Regions from separate parts of the Homo sapiens genome. Here region 2 is linked to region 1. Evidence: chromatin loops called from intact Hi-C (ENCODE). Cell type or tissue: PC-3. All regions are shown on one strand. Each heading gives the region's core, and the rest is flanking DNA. Links, peaks and the distances in the headings are about the cores only.

Region 1 (8,524 bases), core at 306-8,305:
GCTACTTCAATCAGAAAACCACATACATTACAAGGTCACCTCTGTCTTTCAAGTAAGATTTACAGGAAAATTATTCTGCTTCTCAGTGGAAATATTTGACACGAAATGACCTATTCAGGAATATTTAAAATCTAATTCCGTCTGATTTTTAATAGAACGATTGGCAGGCCTCCATTGCTTTTGTGGTTGGGAACCAGATTGAAGATGATCTTCTCATCCAAGCCCTTACCGTGGCTGTCCAGGTCCCTCAGCGTAAACTCTTCAGTATGGTGTCGTGGCAAGACATTCTCCAGCAGGTACCTGTCCCTTCCTACCTCAAAGCCACCTGAAGACTTTTTTACTTAAAATAATAGAATAGAATTATAAAATAAACTATCATATTCTTGGGCTGTTTTGTAAATTTTGATGGATTATTTTAAGTAACTATTTAGCCAGAATAAATTTGAGTTGTTCAATCTGGAAGAATTTATTTTTGTTTATTAATTTTGTTAATTCAATATTCATTTATTTGACAAAGATTTCTGAGGTCATACCAGGCACCATGCTAGGTTCTGTGACAAAATATTTAATTCAAGTTAAATAATTATAAAAGACTAGACTATTTAAGATTCCAGGGAGGTACATGACTAATTGGAAAATGAAGGCTACAGAGAATCATAGCTGTCAGAGGTCAGAGGACAGCAATAATATAGAAAAGATCTGCCAGGTGGCACATACCCATACAATTACTGACAGCTTACGAAGTAACTATAAATATTTTACCTAATTCATGGGTACCTCTTTCTTGCTAGGTTCCCCAACCCTTCAGATCACCTAGATATTTGAAAGTTACATATATCTAAGTATTCTTCAAATAAGGCTTTTTTCATCATAAGTAAATTTAATTTTCTTACAGATTAATGAAATAAATACACTTGTTGGATCTGCTTCATCTAAAAAGGCAAAAAAACCTGTAGGTGGTAATGCTCCTTTATATTATGAGGTAAGTGAAAGTGTTTATAGAAGATATTTTTGTGTTTTTAGAAAAAAGAATTGAAGTAATAATTTGATAGCCATTTTTAAATTTCATTCTTTGAAAATAAATGCCTGCTCCTCATTGGAGATATTTGTTCCTGATGGTGAACACACACAAAAAAAATCTGCCTCCTTTTAAAATTTTAAAATTTCAAAATTTCCCTTTACAAATACAATTTCCTAGATCGTTTATACCATCATTGCATCTAATTGAAATAATTGAAAAATATAAATCAGAAACTTCTATAGACACAAAGTATTGGGTCATACTTTCTCATGATAATTGCTGAGTATGTGACAGCATTAAGGAGAGTCATATGATCAGTATATTACAAAGTGTTAGTTTCTCGAAAAAAACAATGTAAAAATGCGCCAGAAAGTGTTTCTTGTATAAGACAGAGGTACAGCTGCAGTGATTTTCCATCAGTTTGTGAACTTGGTGCACGGTTTATATCCCACTTTAATCGATATGAAAATAATGATACTCTTCGGATTAATGGTCCGTTCCATTTCCAACAGCTGCTTAGTATAAAATCTGGCTTGGCTGACCCAGTGGGCTTGTGCAAAGGACGTAGGACTCATTCTCCGTATAAGGGGATTTCTTCTCACCCTGCCTTGTTAATATCTAACTTACAGCTTTCAAGAAACTATAAAAATCCAGTGATTAATTAGAATATCACTTAAAATTTGTCAGGCACTGTTTTATGGAGCAGCCGACCTAAAACATAAAGAGTTTTGAATCTTTCTAAGACGAACTTGTTTGCACTTTATTTCAGTGATGACTAATAAAGTTTTTATGTGTCTCAGGTCTTGGGTGATTACATACGGTCTATTTAGTATTGCTTGAGTACTATCTGAACAAGTTTCATTGGATTTATTCACAATAGACAGTGCTGTGAATTTTATAGCATTAACTCTTGCTACGCGGCGCTCACCATCATGCCAAAGTTATCTGTGCTTTTGCAGTCAAATAATATACTTTGTCTCTTTTTTATAATGTTCCGAATGTGTGTGCTCCACTTGAAACATTATGTGATACGTGGATTTAAAATACTGGAATTTTTCTTGTGAGTGGCTATAGAAATCCACATCCAATTCTCAGGCCTGGGATCAATTAACCCCCCAAAAGATTCTTTCTTCTTCACAGATACTCAGTAAAAATCAGAAATGATAGCAGCCTAGTTTTGATGTCTAGTCTGGACAGGCATTCTGACTTGGATGTGGGATAGCACAAGATTACAAACCCAGAGTTAAGTTAGAAAGCCATTCCTCTCCAATATGTGCTGAGACTCTTGGTTGCATATTCTTCACTCAGGGGGTCCATTTCACATCTGGCTCTACCACATTCTTCCAGTGGAGCATTTGGGCAATAAGCCTCCCACACTCGCTCACATACACTCTTCTGAATGGTTCCAGAAGAAAAGAGAAGGTGGGTGGAGTGCCATGGAGACTGAACCTGAGGTGCACCAGACATTCATTAATGCCAGTCGCTGAAGCAAAACTAATAAAGACCATAAAACAAATTCAGGCTCCTTGTCAGCATCAGCCAAGGACAGGTTGCACATCTGGAGAAGAGGGGAATATTTCCCATCTCAGTCCCTTCACATTTAGGACCTGCTCAAGCACTCTGCTACCTAGTACCTCTCATCCCAAGACAATTGAAAAGTCACTGGCAACCCCTGCAGAGCTGCATGGTAGTTGCGAGTGGTGGCCATGGAATAGGCCCAGAAAGTCTCTTGGGACTTCTGGACCTTTGAGACATGTGGACAGTGTGCTCATGAATCTATTTCTGTTTAGAATCTTGCATGGTTGTACCAACTAGTGAGAGGTGAAGCTGCCTAGGCTTCTGGGTCGGGTGGGGACTTGGAGAACTTTTCTGTCTAGCTAGAGGATTGTAAATGCACCAATCAGTGCTCTGTGTCTAGCTAGAGGATTGTAAATGCATCAATCAGCATTCTGTAAAAATGGGCCAATCAGCACTCTGTAAAATGGACCAATCAGCAGTCTGTAAAATGGACCAATCAGCGCTCTGTAAAGTGGACCAATCAGCAGGATGTGGGCAGGGCCAAATAAGGGAATAAAAGCTGGCCACCTGAGCTAGCACCTTGCAGCAGGTTCGTGTACCCTTGCCGAGTGTGGAGGATTTGTTTTTTCGCTCTTTGTGACAACTCTTGCTGTTGCTCAGTGTTTGGATCTGCACCAACTTTAAGAGCTGTAACACCACGAAGTCAGTGGCTTCATTCTTTGAAGTCAGTGAGACGAGGAACCCACTGGAAGGAATCAACTCCAGACACACTAGGACACTTGATAGTGGTAAACTCCTGAGGAGCGAAAGTCTTGCAACATCCCATTTCTCAAAGGAAACTCTGCACTGTGGGAGAAGAGATAAAAGATAATCTAACAAATTCCTTTTGTTACATGGTAACTTTTTAGAAACCTCCATTTTGGAGATAAGGAACTCACGATATAACAGCCATGCATTTAAACACCTGTATTTACTTCTACTTGTAGGGTACTCTCGTTAGCTTTAAATCAAAGCCTAGTTATTCTTATTTTAAACACAATTTTAATCAATTAGGCTTTCTGGTTTCCTAGCCTGTGGTTGATTAGAAGCAGCAAACTAAAGTGAGACTTCTGTATAGTATACTTCATCCATGAGTAGTAAAATAGTGTCAGAGCCACATTGCATATTTCCAATAATGACTCCAAATGTCTGGGCTAGCAAAGACCACATTCCTAAGTGATTTGCTCAAGTTTTCATTTGGATGGCATGGTGTTGTGTACACACAGCCTCATTATGAGATTGTGTAATTTCCCCTGAAACCTTAGAATTTCATCTAGCCATGGCATTGTATATATGAAAGTCTTTATTTATAAACCATAGTTCTTTGAAAAGCTGCTTAGATTTGTGCTAATGTAATTCTGTAGAGACGTAGCTGCAGCTCATTTGTTCATTCACATTCTCTTTTTGGAAAGCATGTTTTGCTCTACTAGGAACTGTTTCAAGAACTCATGTGGGAATGAGAACAGAATATTATTATTTGTGTATATTCTCAGGAATGTTGGCTACTGCTTTATCATCTCATTATTATTTAATAATGAGGATGAAGATGAACCCATGCACTGGCATATAAGCACCATTTCCCACATGTGAATCCTACTTGAGGATATGGACACATTTGAAAATATACGCTTATTGCCTGCATTATATAGTAGCCGGTTTTACCGAATATTAACAAACATACTCGTTAAAGCACTAGTGCCAGGCACTATCAGACGATGAAGAGAGAGGAAGGAATATTAATATTATAAAGACTCTAACCTCAAGAAGCAAAGACTCTAACCTCAGGAAGCTTAAGAACAAGCTAGAGAGAAAAAAGGACAAAATGTATATGGACATAAGCCTGGCGCGTGGTAGGCATTCAATAATAGTTGCTGCGTAAGTGAATAACACAATGCAGAAAATAGTGAAGTTCTTGAGAGACAGGTAAAGTGTATAAGAATTCAAAGGAAGATGAGATTATCATTAGCTGGGGTAGTTGGCAGGGAGGGGTGAGACCCAGAGACATTTTTGTGGAAACATTGCCATTTGAAAGGAAAGGTCCTGATAGTTTTGATCTTTTACATATATTACATCAGTTAGCCCACATCACAATTCTAAAAGGAAAGATAAAATCTCCATTGTGTGCACGGGGAAATGGAGGCATAGAGAAGGTAGGAAGTCTGCTCACTAGCAAAATGAAGAATTTGGATTTAACCAAAGGTAAACCTATAGCACCAAGTTTTTCTACTTTATCACCAACCAAGTAATCTTTCACTGGTCTACCCCTTGGATAGGTAGATCTTGACTTTCAAATGTGGAAGAGGGCATTCTAAGAAAAGGGAATAGCTCAAGCAAGGCCATAGGAATGAGAGAAGACCGAATTAATGTGTACTACATTTGTAGTTATATGGTATAATATATGCTAAATAGGAAAGATGAATTCCGTACATATTTTGATGGCAACTTTAAAATCCTAAAGATGGAAATCTATGAGGAAACATTTCAAACACTGGAAAAAGTACATGGTTTAGATTCATGCCTGAACTTAAGTATACTTGCTACCTATGCACAAATAATTTTCTGTGTATGTATGCTTTATGGCCCACATAGAAAATCTGACCTGTTCATTTACAGGTATAGTCAGTCCTGACCAAAATTAAAAAGGAAAATATCAGTAGTCATTCAAAACCAACTGAAATGTTCTCGATGAGAGAGTTCTACGTGTACCATAGATGCCAAGATTCTCCCAGTTGTGACTAAATCTGATACACAGTAAGTGAACTTTATGGGATAAATGTGCAAATTTTAGGTTTGACATTATCACTTTGGTAAATCAGAAAAAGCTACTAGTTGATAGGGGTTTACTTATCCAATTTATCTGAAATCAGAACCAACCATCCTAAAAGTTTTTAAATTCCACTTCATGTTTCTTTTCATTTCATGATGGTGGTCACCATGCCTACCAACCAGGAAATGAGCCTTCATCCACACAAATGGGCCGTGATTTATGTGCCTGTGACTTATTTATAAAAGACGCATTAGGTCATCACAAAATGAAAAATAAAAAAAATGAAAAGCTTACTGAAACAAAAATTGTCTATAAAGAATAAAAGTTCTTATGCTCTAGTTGATGACTCACTTATTTCAAAACAATTTTCCAAGTTTCTGTACAATAAAGAACTTGAACTATCCTAAACATTATGTGATATGGTGCAATTTTGTAAATGCAAATAATTATTAATTTTTTTTTTACTCCTGTCAGTAAAAAAATTCTCATATTTTTAAGAAAATAATTTTTAAAATAACTTTTTAACAAATATATCTTAAAATATTTCTACGGGCCTTTCTATTGCAACCGGGAGACCATCAAATGTGGAAAGATTTTTCTGATATTAGATTTAAAAATAATGGACCAAATGCAGTTTAATAAAATGTAGAATGCAAATTAGATCTTCAGATCTAATGCATTTCACCATACTTTAAGACACTATGCTAGTGCCTCAGATTAGTATGCCCAGATGTAATAGTTCCATTTTTTGACTTCTGTTTCCTGGATGTATAGAAATTTTTCTCAGGTCTTTTCCAACATGTATTTATTAGTAATTGACAAGTGAGAACACAGGCTTAATTATAATCTATTTTGCCACTCTTTTTCAGATTCCTGATATGAAACTCATTTTTTAAACAGTGCCTTGAATTAATAGTCAATTTAATAGAATTGTAAGCCCTTATATTGGGGGTGGCCCTTGTCAGAATGAAAAATGGAAAACTCATGCTTCAGAGATAGGTACAAATAATATGTGAAAACATTTAAGAGGTTTGAAGTTATTAAAATGGCAGCTCTACTGGGAACAGAGAGAGCAGTATGTCATGGAAGAAACGAAGGAAAAGGGAGACAGGAAGCATTCTCTGGCCTTTTCAATCCCGCGCTTTAAAACAAAACAAAAAAATTCTGGAAGAATTGGAAGCTAGCCAACCTAATGCCGTTATTTCATAGAGCTTAGGGACACACCAGGAAATTGCAGGCCAGTTAGTTTAACTTCACTTGTAGGAAAAGTATTAAAAACTGCTGCAGGAGATCAAGTAAAAGGATGCTTAGAAAAGCACAGCTTGATTAAGGCAAGCCTGGCCAACGTGATTTTCGGAAAGGGAAGGTCATGTCTTAGGAACTTGTTGAAATTCTTTGAAGCTATTATGGCCAGTACAGTCTTCAAAGAATACAGCAAGACTCAGAATCTGCGGATCTTTCCGTTCCACATCAGTCCTTCAGGGATGCCTACAGAACGTGGCCCACACCAGGGCCTCGGCACTCCACATTTAGAAACCACTATCAAAATAGCAGAAATAACCCCTGATGGAACATTTTTTAAAGCTGGAACCAATTAATACAACCTGATATTTATAAATGTAAAATAATGAGACTTGGAACAAAATTTGGGAATATCAAGCTGTAACAAAGAAGTGCTACGTTGGGACTATAAAAACAATCTAGGAGTTCTTGTGCCAAAATCTGGGTTTTGGAGGCATTTCTTACCCGAAGAAGGAAAGAAGAGGAGAAATAGTAATGCTAGAAACGGTTACAAAGGGCTATGAAGAGTTACAAATGAATGACTTTTGTCAAGATGGGGAAAAGAGCAGTCAGATGTGTTAACAGCCCTGGGCCCCCACATTTCTGGAGGGCACCAAAGCAGCTCAGCAGAGAAAGTCAAGTTCAAGCTAGTCACTGAGGGGCAGAAGGTCAGGGCTCCATTGCTTTAGGAATGGGCTCCCAGGGTGTGAATACGTTTGCCTCCCAGATCAGAAACCTGGAGTTCTATTTTCAAAGAAAAGCAGAACTCAAGTAAAGGCATTCAAAAACAATTCAAATCATGCCCCAGCTCTCTTCCACCCTGGGGGTCAGGCAGCTGGCCAAGCCCATGTGGCAAATAGTTAGCAGTCCAGGAGAGGGGAGGTAGACACTGGGGAGGTGTGGTGGTGATGCAGTGGAGCCGGGGATCCAGCAGCAGGAAGCCCATGCCACACAAGGACTGGGTTGCTGGCTAGGACCTGCAGGCAGTGGGCAAGGCAGGAATCTCATCAGGAGTTCCAAGACAGACCTCAGTGGAGGGCCAGCCACAAGAATAAAGTGAGGTTCAGCTAATGAAGAGAAGTCATCACAGCTTCTCCTCCAGGTCTGGGCTGGGGTGGTTTCTGAAACCTCTTAACACCCTATACTCTACAGACACCAGGATTGGAGGGGTGCTGGGGAAGGAATCAAGAAGATTGTATCATTCTGTTTCTGTATTTAAAACTGTGAAAAATCAATAATTACATATGGTGATAATAAAAGTTACCACTTATTGAACACATGTATTCCAAGTCTTGTGTGCTGGGTAGTTCATATATATCAACTAACCTAATCTCTTTTTTTTTGGCTGGCTTTTTTCTTTTTGTGGGGAACAGGAGCGTGCTATGTTGCCTGGGTAAGTCTTGAACTCCTGGGGTTCAAGCTATCCTCCCGCCCCTGCCAGCCCAATTACTGGGATTATAGGTGTAAACCACTGCACCTGGCTAACTTAACCATCTTAACAACCTTTCAGATACCTATGAATGATGAAATTTGAATCAGACTGGTTAGGTAACTTGTTGATTCAGAAGTCTGTTTTTTCTACTTGCATCACACACAAGCTGAGAATAAATAGTTTAAATTCTGGAAGTGACTGTTGTGGTTTAATATGTCTTCAATATAAGCTACTGCTAGTTACTTAGAATTAAGCTTTAAATCTCTCAGTAGTTCTATGATATGTTTATTACTTTTCCTTCTACTCAGGCAAAAACATGAAGGTATATCTGCAGATGATGAAGAGATCAAATAATTTCAGTTGGAGCTTTTAAGCCACTTCGATGAGTGGCTTTTGCCCACATGTTTGGGTCAACAGGGTTTTTTAATTCTTATGGTTAAGATTTATATGGTTAAGTGACCATGTC
Region 2 (8,524 bases), core at 422-8,421, 140 kb before region 1:
TATTCAATGTATATCACCAAGCTCTGCAGCACAGCTGTAGCCAAAGTTCAACAGATTGTTCTGAAACTGGACATCTATGTCATAACAGAGAATTGTTTAATTTGGAGTGGCAAGGTAGGCATAGAATGACTGTGTGTTGTGGGAGGGAAGGTGGCATTGGCTCATGTAATTCATTCATTCATCCATTCATTCATCCATCTTTTTATGTGCCAGGCATTCATCTAGTCACTAAGAAATAAGGCAGGTGACCAACATTTTCTCACTTTGGGCAGTTTCCAATCTAATATAAGTGCTATGATGGCTAATCCCTGAAGGATGGAATGATAACATCCAGGAAAAGAGAAGCAAGTGTAGTATTTCAGGAAGAGGAAAACGTATCATCAAAGATCAGTAAACCAAAGTAATCATTGAATAGCCAGAAGAAATTTGGTGTTGCTGTGGAGAGAGAAGGTACCAGGTAAGCAAAGATCAGACCATGAATATTCTTGTAGGCCCAGGTCAAAGTCTAAATTTATGCTCAGGTTAATGGGAAGTCACTGGTGAAACAGTGTAGCATAGTGAGAGTCACAATTTTGGAATCAATTCCTGAGTTTGAAAACAATCTCTGCCCTTACTATCATCTTAAACCATATGAAATTGATAATATTTGGCCACTTCTTACTTACAAAAATGGCAATATTATAGTTCAAACAAATAAAAAAAAAAAGAAGAAGAATCAATTCCCATCTATGAAGTATTCAACTGAAGCCTGCTGAGGTCTCATTCATTACAGCAAGGAGTGGGAGAGCCCATCAGAAGTCCAGCCAAAAGGGCCAGGCAGGTCTGCTGACTCCTCTCAGAAAATGACACCCGCCTTTGCTGGTGGCACAGGGAGGCTATGCTTATGCCCGGGGAAGGCACTGATCTCAGCCTTCACTCAGTATCCTCGGAGCCCACCTTCCCTGCAGTGCCTGTGCCTGCTTCTCCTGTCCCTGTTTTGGGTCAGAAAATGTATAACTCTGCAGAGCCTGCTGCTTGTGTCATCCCCCAGCTATCTGATCCTGCTGGAGGAATTCCTGGCAAACAAGGCCCCATGCACACACAGGCCTCTATTTTTCTTTCTCTTGCTCATTCACTTTTTTTTTGGCTCAGGAATCTGCCTTCTCTGGTAAGGCAGGGATGAGCTTTCTGAATTGTGTTTATTTGCTGGCGCTCTGGTGTGAAAGCACTCCCCGTCAACTGCATATTAATCTTGTCATCAGTCTGTATCTATTTTCCTCTGCCTCCCTCCATTGGCCTAATTTATGACTTTCCCTTCCCTTACTTTCTATTGTCACAATGACAAGGAGAGCTCTGTTACGGGTGCTCAGGCCTAGGACAGCCACAAGACCTGTCCTAATAAGATGAGAGGCAGAGTGATGCAAAATCCTGCAATTTGTGTTGCTGGGCTGAATTTAGACCAGGCCTTCTCTAGTTGATTGTGTGCCACTGAGCCAAGTATTTATTGATGTCCCATAACATGCTACACACTTTGTTTAGTGCTATCAGCAAATAAAGAACTAGGAAATCTGGCCCCATCTTCTAGTGGAGAAGGCATCTGGAACAACACAAACAACACAATCAGAATGTGTATTTTAATTGCAGAACCACAGACATTAACACCACAGACTTGAGTTGTTTCAACAAAATGGGTCTAAGTTCCAGTTCTAACACTTTCCATGTGTGTGACTATTTTTGTGTCCATTTGTGATAAACGTGTTAATTATCCTTCTTTAAACCTCAGTTTCCCCATCTCCAAAATCCATGAAATAATATCGATGCCATAGAGCAGTTATGAGAATTACATGACAGAATGTAGTCTTAGCTCTTGTTTTAACGTGTTGCAAATACTAAGCACCCAATATATGTGATAATTATTATTTAAAAAGAAGAATGAGAAAAAAAGAGAAAGGGAAAGAATTACTGCTATAATTAGGAAATAGTTAATGTTTTTGAAGCCCTGCCAATTAACCGTGAGCCTTATGTTAATATGGAGTTTTTTATATAATTAGAACCTTAACAACAAACTGTGTGTTTGAAATCTTGACAAAATCTCAAGTTGGGCAGCGTCATCCTGTCACTGCCCCTGGAATTAGACTGGGGCTCAGACATTTAGTGTGCCTAAATCCTTGAGTGCTGTCTTCAAGGACTATGTATCTTGAACTGGGACTTCTTTATGACTCGTGGCTAAAATGAGTCCTCATGAGCTAAGTCAGATTCCATGTCCAAATCAGTGCTGCTCTTAGTATCAAGGTCAACTCGTGGCTATTTTTCTAGTCATCTTCTGTGACAAAGGTCATAGTCACTGTGACAGTTAATACTGAGTGCCAACTTGATTGGATTGAAGGATACAAAGTATCGATCCTGGGTGTGTCTGTGAGGGTGTTGCCAAAGGAGATTAACATTTGAGTCAGTGGACTGGGGAAGACAGACCCACCCTTAATATGGTGGGCACAATCTAATCAGCTGCCAGCGAATATAAAGTATGCAGAAAACCGTGAAAAGGCCAGACTGACCTAGCCTTCCAGCCTACATCTTGCTCCCATGCTGGATGCTTCCTGCCCTCAAACAGCAGACTCCAAGTTCCTCAGTTTTGAGACTCAGACTGGCTCTCCTTGCTCCTCAAGCTTGCAGACAGCCTATTGTGGGACCCTGTGATCATGTAAGTTCATACTTATTAAACTCATATATATATATATATATAAAGAATATGTGTATATATGTATAAAGAATATATATATATATATCCTTTCAGTTCTGCTCCTCTAGGGAACTCTGACTAATACAGCCCTGAATTAGACTAGCCCAACATGCTGTGAGGACTTAGCTTGGATTGCAGAAAAAGGGGACCCCAGTGAGTTCCAGAAGAAAGCTTCGGCACACAATATCTCCCTTGATGGGCCCTAAGCCCGTTTCCAAAGACCTGGTGTCCCATTCCTCCCAAGTGGCAATTTCAAACTGAGGTGTATGATTTCTCTGTGGAATCACCCTTTGTCTGAATGTTTTTGTGAAATTCTGAGAGACCATAGGAATTTGGATAGTCTCTGGATTCTGATAGTCTTTAATTTAAAATTTAAAAGCAATCCCGAAACTCACTCTGACACACTCATGTACGAGGAGGACAGAGGGAATGAGACAGACGGCTAAGCTATGCAAAGCTTGCCTATCTCTCTGGCCTTTCACAGAATATCCCTCTTGCTTTTCACATGTTCCACCCCGACCTGGCTGATGCTAACTCATCCTTCAGGTCACAGCACAGAAGTATTTTGGTTGAGGAAGCCTTTGCTGACCCTTCATACCTGCCCACCTGAGTGCACTCCACTTTCCCCCACATCAGTGCATTTATCGCACTACATCTGAATTCCTTGTTTGTTTTCCCCGCCATGCTGTAAACTCAGTGATAGCCAGGACCCTGCTTGTCATTCATAGGCATTATTTGCTGCTGCTCCTTAGTGTGGAGCCTGGCATTAGATGTATATATATTGAAGAAAGGAAGAAGGTGGGGAAAGGAGGCAGCATTATTGGATACATAGTGATCAGGCCTCAATGAGAGCAAAGCATCAACTTCTTCAATTCTGGGCCTGTGATGCTGACACCAGAGGATGGTCCCTACATGTCAGAAAAGCACCAGAATCAAAGGGTCTGAGCATGGACTTCCCTGGACATGATTGAAGTGAGGAACTATTGCAGTTTGTTTGTCTGCATATTGTACCTTTAGCACTAATCTCAGGTTGCTGCTAACTTGTATGCGAGTTTTTCTGTCATCCTGAGAAGTCTCATTCTGATTTCTAGTTGAAATTTTGAAAAGTATAATTATTTTTCAGTCCACTTTCCGCTCATGGCTAGGACTCACTTTTGACAAAGACAATTAAGAGGTGAGATATATGATTTTCTGGATGTTGATGGAAAAAAGCATTTGAGAAATAAGCAACACCCAAATTCAAAAGTAAATCGCTGTTCAAAAAAGATCTTTTAGTAACAGATCTGTCTCTCTCTCTGTGTGTCTCTCTCATATGCACAAAAACAACACACACACACAGAGTGGCAAATTAGAAGCTGAAAGACATCACAGAAAAAGTAGACAGACATCTAGATCCAAACTTACTAATTTTATGCCCCTAAGCAAGTGATTTGATCATGCTGTTTCTCAATCCCATCACCTATAAAATTAGGATAATCATGCCTATCTGATAGGATCGTTAAGAAGATTAAAAATAATATCTGTAAAGCACCTCACACACAGTAGGCACTCAATAAAAGGCAATGATGATGAGGAGGATGTCTGACACTCACAGGGAAGAAGCAGAAGGAACACTGAGTAACCTGGCAAAACAAACCCATTACAGCCTACAGGGAAATCCCAGGCTGGGACATGAGGTAAGTGAAAGCTCTGGATTCCTGAGACGGTAACGTGCAAACACCATGGAGACATCTGATTACATGACTTAGCACTGATTTGTGGGACTTGCAGACTGTCCAGAACTCGGGGGCCTTCTCTAGTCCTGGTCATAGCTGGCTGCGAGTGTTGGCGGAAGCCTCTGCACAGTGACACTTCAGAAGGCAAACTGGCCCTGGCTACTTCTTTGTAAGTAGTAATTCAGACATTCCCAAGGGGTTCGCAGCTCCAACCAAATACTTTAGTATACTCCATTTTGTCCATTTGTGTTTATAAAACTGGTGGCTTCCTAGCTGAGGATGTAGCAACACTTTCTCCTTCAAACCATCAACCCTGTAAGTTGTTGGCCTGCAGAAGTCCTAACCCACAAAGACAGACAGTCTCTGCCCTTTTCCTCCCCTCAGCTGAGATCCCTAGAGTCCTCAGATAGGATCATTCTATGTCTGAGATCTTCTCTCTCAGTTTCTTGTGACCTCCAGGAGTAACTCAGGCCCAGCTAATTTTCCTCTATCCTACTGCATATTTTACCTATATAAATATTGACAGAATTGAAATCAGAGTATATGTACAAATTTCCATCCTGCTTTTTTCATTTAACATGTTAGTGACCATCTTGCATCTTTTAAAACTTTTGGTACGTGTTATTTTTAGGACAGCATAATATCTCATCACACGAAGGATCAAAATCTACTCAACGTTTCTCTCCTATTGAATATCTAGGTTGCCACTCCTCCTCCTTTTCTCGCTAATATATTTAACAAAGTTTCTGCAGGGTCATGAAATACATGCAGATGTGTAAGCACCGAACGGGAGAGGATTTCTTTAAGGAAGATAATGGAAAGTATTGAGTGCCCTGATTTCACCGCCCTGTTATAAGAACTGGGGGTCATTTCATGAAGTAAAAGGACTCAAGTAATTAAAATAATTAAATAAGTCAAGTTAGTGTGAGTCAGTTGGTGTGATTTGCTCTCACCAGGGAAGTTCAAGTCAAGCACTGTACTAGAGTTTAAAAACAACGGAGTCATTTAAAGACCATTCCTTGCATTCATCTCAGGTCAACAGAGGATAAAGATCAGAGTAATCAGGGCTGAGGTTTCAGAACATGATGTGATTACGATGGTGTTCACCCTGTCATGTAGAGCCTTCCCAGCTGGCATTGGGTGTTACGAAATTCCCTTCCTCGGGCATGTGGAACCTTCACCACATGAGAGATTGGTGGGGACATCCCTAAGGCCTGACCTGTTACTGTGTTCTCTTAAAAGCATCATGGAGTTCAATGATCTCTTTTCCATCGAGAGAAGGAAAGCCTTTCCCCGCTGTGCCCCTGCCAAGGGCCACAAGGGACTTGATGGGGTAAAACACAAGGTCTGGTGTACGGTTTAGAAGAGGCTTGTGCCAAATTCCTTAAAACAAATTTGGAGTGATTCTAGCCCAGAACTCTCCTGCCAGGAGTAAAGGGAGACAATAAAAAAATCAAGTCTGCTAATCCTACCTAGAACTGCCCAAGACTACTTTGGGCTGGGGACACACATGCTCAGCCTTCAGAGATGCATATGGGTGCATTTTGTTAATCCCCATCACTGCGTGTCAGGGATAACTGATCTATGACTAAAAATAGTGTGAGGACAGCAATACCAACCATTTGGGGCTGAACTGAGGACACAGTGGAAAACTTGACAGCAACACAGTAGAATCTTCCTGGCCCCAGGCCACAGGCTCAAGGGCAAGAGTCCGGGTTCATCTGCTGGAGAGCGTGATTAACAGGCTCACCTTACAAGGGCAGGCTGATCTTCTAACACTACCGGGCACCTCTGAGTGTAGGGTAAAGTGATAGGAACTGGGCATGGCATGGTGTAAGACATAGTTCTCTGGAAAAATCCTACAACTGAGTGACACTTAAGAAGGATACAGAAAATAAAATAAAAATGATTCTGCTTCATTTCACTGATTTCAGTGTGAAACTTTGTCTCCACCACCTACGTGAACAGGGAAAGAAATCCAGACTGTAAGAGCAGAGGTCCATGCCCATTCTTGGCCCTGGTATAATTCTTTGGGTGGGAGGGAGGGACCTTGGTCAGAAAGAAGCCTCAAGGTCACATTTGCCAATCTGTTCAGATTAGTTACGCGTACTTAGTGCCAAAATTTACTGGCAATGTTTTCTGTATAATTATAGCATCATTGAATCTCAGTGTTTTTCCACTACATAATTATGACATGTCTATTGATATAGGTTGGATGTTGTCCCTCCAAGTCTCAAGATGAGACATAATCCCCAGTGTTGGAGGTAAGGCCTGATAGGAGGTGTTTGGATCATGGTGTGGATCCCTCATGAATGGTTTAGTGCCATCCCCTTGGTGCTGCCCTTGTGATAGTGAGTGAGTTCTCGAGAGATCTAATTGTTTAAAAGTATGTGGTACCTCCTCTCCCACTCTCTATTGTCCCTGCTTCTGCCGTGTGAGATGCCTGCTGCCTCTTTGCCTTCCACCATGATTGTTAAGCTTCCAAGGCCTCCTCAGAATCTGAGCAGGTGCGAGCACCATGCTTCCTATAAAGCCTGCAGAACCATGAACCAATTAAACCTTTTTTCTTTATAAATTACCAAGTCTCAGGTGTTTCTTTATAGTAACGCAAGAACATCCTCACACACCTACTATGTGCCAGTTATGGTGCAAAGAACATTTTTAAGATTGCCTTAAACCCTTGTTACAGTGATCTTACCCAAACTGTATTTAATAAAAGAATAGTTCTTAGGAAAACTGCTAGGTATTCTCAAGAAAGAGCCTCATGCCATATTCCCTCAGAATGGCAATTGGTGGCAATAATACAAAGTCACATCGAGACATCCCTTATCCTCCTCAGAGTTCCAGACATAATTGATAGTGACAAAGACACTCATTTTACTTCCCAGAATATAAAATCCTAAATGCTGTTGAACAAGGCATTCAATGGAGCTTTTACCTTCCTTGATGGCCTCAGGCCGCAGGCCTCGTAGAGTTACATAATAGCTTACTTAAACAAGTTCAAATTCAATTAAATAAAAAAAGTCATATTTCAATCATCAGTCAAACATTAGTGATTAATTATAACAAAGAGTATAGCTCCATTTTTTTATTCGACGATTGACAGCTTTTAAGCTTTTAAGCATCACCCCTGGTGTCTATTATCTGGGCAAGCAGAAAAAAAAGCTTGGGTGCTTCCTCCTTTCAGCACCCATGGGAGGTTCAAACTAGACAAGCCCCTACTTGAATGCAGGGACCCTTCTCTGGGCCCCACCCCATCACCCACCCGTTTTACCTATGAGAGTTTACCTACAAAGGCACTTAACACAGCTCCTAGCCCACAGTACAGTAAGTGGTATATAGGCGTCAGTCGCCGTGATTATTGTGATTGCTGTCGTTGTTGATGGTTTTATTGTGAGAGAAAAGGACTGGCTATCCCCTGACTTGTGGCTTTCACTTCAACTTTGTGCCATTCCTGGAAAGCATACAACATGATTTACTTTCCCAACTTCTGCTTTTCCCTGAAGATTAATCCCTTATATTAGATATGGCTGGTTATTCAATCTTCTAGTGGACAATAAATTCTTAAATCTCTTGGGGGAAAAGGCCTAACTTCACATCAGCCTCTCTGTGAAGCTTTTCCTAACTTTTCCTTGTGGAGTTCATCACAAGCACCTCCTTCAATATGGTCCCATGACCCTGCTCTATCAGAACATTTGCCACTCTGTGCTGGAGTCTTTATGTACTGGTCTCTTGTCCCCACCAACCTGTGAGCTCCTTAGGGAAGGAACTATGCTGGCTTATCTCTGAATGCTTTTCCATTTTTTTCACTGTGGAGAAAAGCAAAGGGAACAAAGCAAAAATGTCACTTTTATGCATGCTGAAATTGAAAGTTTTGAGATCTCTCACTCTCCTCTGTGTGTGTGTGTGTGTGTGTGTGTCTGTGTGTGTGTGTGTGTGTATTTCCTGATGAAAATATTCATCGAGCAATTAAATCAGGCTGGGGTTTGGAAACAGGTCAGGGCTAGAGATAACAATTTAAGGGTCATTTTTACACATTGCTTTTAGAAATGTTAGGAGTAGAAAACGTCACCGGTGATGAGATTTTAGA

The links. Peaks named below come from ENCODE experiments on the same cell type or tissue, not always from the same donor. Only the 100,000 strongest peaks of a DNase experiment are listed, where the experiment ranks them.
Region 2: it touches region 1 in a loop (7-fold over the local background); 2 of 110 quality-filtered maps call a loop at or near these places.

Annotation. Positions count from the first base shown.
Region 1 is chr1:118,143,001-118,151,524 of GRCh38, reverse strand. It overlaps SPAG17 (sperm associated antigen 17), which reads left to right. Exons shown (of 49, transcript NM_206996.4): 2 at 156-296; 3 at 896-982. Among named protein-coding and RNA genes, the nearest start is that of SPAG17, 38 kb to the left of the region's middle. In PC-3, for the core only: no CTCF peak of the experiment used is centred there; a DNase peak (open chromatin) is centred at 3,764.
Region 2 is chr1:118,287,832-118,296,355 of GRCh38, reverse strand. No RefSeq gene overlaps it. Among named protein-coding and RNA genes, the nearest start is that of SPAG17, 110 kb to the right of the region's middle. In PC-3, for the core only: no CTCF peak of the experiment used is centred there; no DNase peak of the experiment used is centred there; H3K27me3 peaks cover 3,232 bases.